2 separate regions of the Homo sapiens genome follow, and region 2 is linked to region 1. A link is an interaction called in ENCODE POLR2A ChIA-PET data of the cell type or tissue named here. Cell type or tissue: IMR-90. All regions are shown on one strand. Links, peaks and the distances in the headings refer to the core of each region. The heading gives the core; the rest is flanking DNA. Region 1 overlaps NDUFS4 (NADH:ubiquinone oxidoreductase subunit S4). Region 2 overlaps ARL15 (ARF like GTPase 15).

Evidence for each region. Peaks named below come from ENCODE experiments on the same cell type or tissue, not always from the same donor. Only the 100,000 strongest peaks of a DNase experiment are listed, where the experiment ranks them.
Region 2: POLR2A ChIA-PET joins it to region 1 with 10 read pairs; 2 of 35 experiments call an interaction of 5 or more read pairs at or near these places.

What each region holds. Positions count from the first base shown.
Region 1 is chr5:53,593,350-53,596,281 of GRCh38, forward strand. All of the region lies in intron 1 of NDUFS4 (NADH:ubiquinone oxidoreductase subunit S4), which reads left to right. Among named protein-coding and RNA genes, the nearest start is that of NDUFS4, 34 kb to the left of the region's middle. In IMR-90, for the core only: no CTCF peak of the experiment used is centred there; no DNase peak of the experiment used is centred there.
Region 2 is chr5:54,133,861-54,136,792 of GRCh38, forward strand. All of the region lies in intron 3 of ARL15 (ARF like GTPase 15), which reads right to left. Among named protein-coding and RNA genes, the nearest start is that of ARL15, 180 kb to the right of the region's middle. In IMR-90, for the core only: no CTCF peak of the experiment used is centred there; no DNase peak of the experiment used is centred there; H3K27ac peaks cover 133 bases.

The sequences.
Region 1 (2,932 bases), core at 200-2,699:
GTCCGTGGGATCAGGAGTGATGATACCTGTTTCATTTTATATATTAGGGCTTTGTCTCTCTCTCTCTCTCTCTCTCATCTGTCTGTTTCTCTTTTTTGTTAACCTGACTAAAGGTTTATCAGTTTTAATGCTCTTTTCAAAGAACAGCTTTTGGTTTTGTTTATTTTTCTTTACCAATTTCCTATTTACAATTTCATTGATGTTTACTATAATTTTTTTTATCTTCTTCTTGCCTTAGGTTTATGTTGCCCTTTTTTTTTTTCTAGTTTCCTGTGGTGGAAGCTTAGATTATTGAATTTAGTTAGACCTTTCTTCTTTTCTAATATATGCATTCAGAGCTATAAGTTTTTCTCTAAGCACTGTTTTTGGTGCATCCCACAAATTTTGAACATTGTATTTTCATTTTCATTTAGTTCAAAATATTTTAAAATTTTTCTTGAGACTTTTTTGACCCATGAGTTATTTAGAAGTGTATTGTTTGATCTCCAAGTAATTGGAGATTTTCTAGTTTTCTGTTACTGATTTCTAGTTTAATTCCATTGCTGACTGAGAGCTTGCATTGTGTGGTTTCTATTCTTTTAAATTAGTTAAGGTATGTTTTATGTCCCAGAATGTGGCCCATCTTGGTGAATGTTTCACTTGAGTTTGAGCAGAATGTGTCTTTTGCCATTGTTAGATAAAGCAGTTGACAGATGCCAGTTATATCCAGTTAATTGATTGTGCTGTTTACTTCAACCATATTCTTAACTGATACTCTGTCTACTGGCTCTGTCAATTACTATTCGAAGAATGTTGAAGTGTCCCACAATAATAATGCATTTCTCCTTGTAGTTTCATCAGTGTTTGCATAGCATATTTTGACATTTTCTTGTTAGGTACATACACACTAACGATTGTTACATCTTGTTGGAGAACTGACCCCTTTATCACTATCACCTTCTTCATCCCTGATAATTTTTCTTGTTCTGGAGTCCCGTTTGTCTGAGATTAATTTAGCTGTGGAAGCAAGATTTGACTAGTGTTAACATGCTATGTCTTTTTCCATCCCTTTACTTTTAGTCTGTGTCTTTATAATTAAAAATGGGTTTCTTTTCAGTAATATGTAGTTGTGTCTTATTTTTTAATCTACTCCGATAACTCTCTTTTAATTGGTATATTTAGACTATTTGCATTTAAAGTGATTATTGATATCATTAATATTAATGTCTATTGTGCTCATATCATCTGCATTCCCTCTCCCTTTTTGGAATGATTTTTCTTTTGCTTTGTAAGCATTTTTTATGTATCCTACAGATTAGTCTTTTATCTACTATATGTTTTACTTATTATCTCTGATTTTTCCTTTATATGAATTTGTTGTTCAGAAATTATTTTTCATTCCTAGTTTGTGGATATTTTGCCTTAATTTGGAAGACTTTAACCACTCAAAAGTTATTAAAACAAACCTCTTTTATACATTATCTCAGTATTTTTTTACACACAGATACACATACATTGCATTTGTATATACGTATGTCTGTGTTTGTGTGTGTGTGTGTGTGTGTGTGTGTATATGCGTTGATTTTTAAATCCATCTGGAATTCTTTGGTACATGATGTAATTCTTTTAGAAAGGGATTCAGACATTATGCTTCCATGAAAGGATGGCCAGTTGTCTCAATATTATTTATTGAATAGCCCACCTTTTCACCACTGATTTAAAATTGTATTTTTATTATGTAATAAATCTACAGATCTGCATAGTCTGCTTTTGTACTCTGATCTGTACTATTTGTTTAATGTATATGTCTGTGCCTGGGCATATACAGGTATTTTAATTACAGTAGTCTGTTACCTGGCAAGGAAATCTTACTTTATTATTGTTTTTCAAATTTCCTTGGTTATTTTTTATGAATTTTTTCTTCTCATGAGACTCACCTAATTTTATAAAAATTCTATTAGGATTTGTATTACTATTGTATTTAATTTATAAGTTAATAATTGACATCTTTGTGGTAAATTGTTTCCAGTTATTAATAACACATGTCAAAGGATAGCAACACAGTTTCTTCCATTAAGGCATTCCAAGCCAGTAGACGTATTCTTCTGTGGCCAAGGTAGCTCAATGATTTGACCTTCTTAAATGTGAACATTTCATATGTTCCTTGTGTTTTGTAATATAATTACTGTCATCACCATGACATCTTTATTTCTTATTCTTCTCTCATGTATATTTATTTTGATAACCTGTTGCTATAAATGTAGATACATTTCTTTCTCCTTTACATTTTCCGTCACACCCTCCGGTTTCTTTGTTAGCATCCTCCAGTATCTTGCCCACATTCTCCTACTTATTACTCTTCAATTCCATTTCAGAGTCTGTTACGTGAACATAATTACCCTTATCCCTCTTGCACAAATCTTTCTTTAATCTGTTGGATGACTCTGAAAGGATTAGTTTCAGTTTGGGGCTTGAGCTGTGTCCAGACACACAACTGCTATTAGTTCCTACCATAGTTCTACCTGGTTCAGAAGAATGAGAAAAATAATCCTTACTTTTTCCTCCTCTATGAGCAGGAGGTGCTTACTTTTTACTGATTTGACCAGCTGAACATTTTAAGATAATATTCAGTACTGTAGATGAAGATTAGAAATTACTGCAAAAACTTTAAGTGAGAATAAAAGAATTTATGGTGTTCTAAAGAGATTTTAAACAAATTATCTTCACTATTGTTTTCTCTAATTTAAACAAAGCATTTGTGGGTTCTTTTCTTTTACTTTTACTCAGTCTGTCTTTCCAGAATGTTAAAATGGTCCCTTAGGCTGGGCTCGGTGTCTCACATCTGTTATCCCAGTGCTTTGGGAGGCCGAGGCAGGAGGATTGCTTGAGCCCAAGAGTTCAAGACCAGCCTAGGCAACATGGTGAAACCATATCCCTATAAAAAAAAACAAAA
Region 2 (2,932 bases), core at 170-2,669, 540 kb after region 1:
GCTAAAATGAAGTTATACTCGCAAAAATGTTAAGATCAGATAAGAAAAAAAACTAGAGAGGGCATAAAAAGAGTAACTTTGAAAACAGTTAAGAGGAAAGTAAATTTGCAGATAGGAGAGAGTATATCAAACTTCTTTAAGTTAACTCAAGTCTCCAGATCCAGACAGATTACATACAAGATAGCAGAAAAACTCAGATGTAACTGCAAAACTGCTCTGAGCAATGTTATGTAACCCTGGAGAATGGGAAGGTTACCAGATGATTGGTGATAGGCAAATATTGCCCCAGATTTAAAAACTGGGATCATTGTGAACCACCATGGGTTCACTAAGAATAAATGTTTCTAAATAATTCTCAGCTCCTTTTGGACTGACTTGCTAGGTTGGTACATTTGGGGAATACCATAGTATGGGATCATTTCAGGAAAGTATTTGACAAGTCTCTTACAGTATCCTTGGGAAAGAAAGAAAGAAATCAGACGGCAGTAGTTCGGTAGCTTTGTAGCTGATTTAACTGACTTACCCCCAAATTCGTGGATTTGTGCCAACATGAAAGGGGCTAGGTCTTCTATGATTTGCAACCAATCTTGGTTTTCACAGCACTTCACACGTAACTCTACTATAGCAATTATCACACTCCATTACAGTTTTATAATTACATGTCTATTATTCCCTATAGCCTGTGAGCTCCCTGAAGGAATGATTAGCTTTTTTTTTTTTTTTTTTTTTTTTTTTTTTTTTCTGAGACAGAGTCTTGCTCTCTCGCCAGGCTGGAGTGCAGTGGCACAATCTCGGCTCACTGCAACCTCTGCCTCCCGGGTTCAAGCGATTCTCCTGCCTCAGCCTCCAGAGTAGCTGGGACTACAGGCACGCACCACCACACCCAGCTAATTTTTGTGTTTTTAGTAGAGATGAGGTTTCACCATGTTGGACAGGATGGTCTCAATCTCTTGACATGGTGATCTGCCCACCTCGGCCTCCCAAAGTGCTGGGATTACAGGCGTGAGCCACTGCGCCCAGCTGGAATGATTACATTTTATCCATCTTGTTATTTCTAGCAGGGAGCCTGAGATTAGCACAGAGTAGACAGTCTGATACATGTTTACATATTTTAATTGAATTAAAAAGTTGAAGAAATTATTTTAATATTTACAGATGTCTCAAAGCTGAAAGGAATTGCTAATATGTTGGATGATAAAAGAAAAAAAGCCAAAAAGTTCTTGACAAGCTGGAACAATGAGCCAGCACTTACACAATGAAATTTAATAGAGATATAAGTAATGTCTGGTACTTGGAATAAAAAAAAAATCAGCTGAAGAACACAATGGGAAAGACATGACTAAAAACAGCTGGATGTTTTGACAGCTTATCCAACATGGGCCAGTAGGGTGCTATGATTCGTGTTGTTGGCATGAAAAGAAAAAGCAAACCTAAAAAGAGATGAATATCACTGGTCAGACCACATCTATAGCATCATGCTTCTAGGCACATATTTTACAAGGGACCCCACAATTTAATACTTCTCCAGGAGACAAGGAGGATCGTGATAGACCTGGAGACCACATCATAGGAAAAATAGTTGAAGAAATGGAAGATAATTAGATTGAAAAGTGATCCTTCAGAATACATGACACCTAAATTCATGTTTCCCAATTACTATCTAGGGGAGCTGTACTATTTGTTAGTGTGGCTCCACAAGGCAGAGCTAAGATTATTTTAACAAAGAAACAGAGAGTTGCATTTTAGTAAATTATAATGAATGATAATAATGAAAACTCTTCAAACATGGCATATATACATACTTTCTGAGACTGACTTCCTCACCATGCAAGTACTCAGTTTGGGACTGTTCAGTTCAGTCACATGCCAGAGATTTGAAAACAGCAAATTCCTATTTGGTGTAACAGGTTTGAGCAAGAAATGTCTGATTTAACAAATATGGTTTCATATTCTTTTATGAGATAAAAACTGCTGGAAGGTAGAATGCTATTATAAGACTCATTTCTGAAGGAGACTGCATACCCAACTTTCCTGACACTGCTTCTGAGAAGGACAGGTTAGACCACTGCCCACTGCAGCAAATGCACCCATAGCCCACTCTGAGTTCCAGAGTGATGGTAGAAAATCTGGAAAACACTGCCTTGTCTCATGTGGGGCAGAGTTTCAAGACAGCAGAAGGCAAGGGAGATCAGAAACATCACCTTGTTATTCAGGTAAACTGTAAAAGTATATAAAAATATATAAGCCATCAAGAACAATGAATTTATAAGCTTTATTCCCACTCTCTTTGTATACTGACTCCCAGATTCATTGACTCATTTAGTACAATTTTATCAGCAAAAAAAATTTTAAAAATGACTACTTAACTAATGGATAATGTATATTTAATATGCGATTTTCTAATCATCCTTCAAATACCTTCAATAGCCAGCTACATCATGAGAGATATATCTGCATGTTTAAGATTAATTCAAATTATAAGGAGAATTCAAAAGTGAATTAAAATGTGACTTACAGCCAGTAAAATACAAGCAAGTCAATTTTTCAATGCATCTTGACTAAATGTAAAATATCATCTGTTTTTGTGACAAACAAGTCTGTATCATTAATCATATGCTTCCAGCTGCAACAGCTCGCATTCAAATTAAAACCATGAAATAGCATCACAGTGTCAAGATTCACGCAAACTGATCTTTTAACAGATTGTGAGGGAAAAAAAAACATACATTAAAAGAAGAATCTGGAGAAAATGTTACACAATAAAAACATCTGAAAGAGCTTAAGCACACAAGATAGAATTCTGGTTTTTGAACTGTATTGGAATTAAATGTTAAACAAAACTCACAGCCTGCTCTTAAACAACGAACACATCATAAAAAATAATTCTTTTTATAGCCACAGGGCTGAGAGTTTTGCTGTTTATATCTATCCC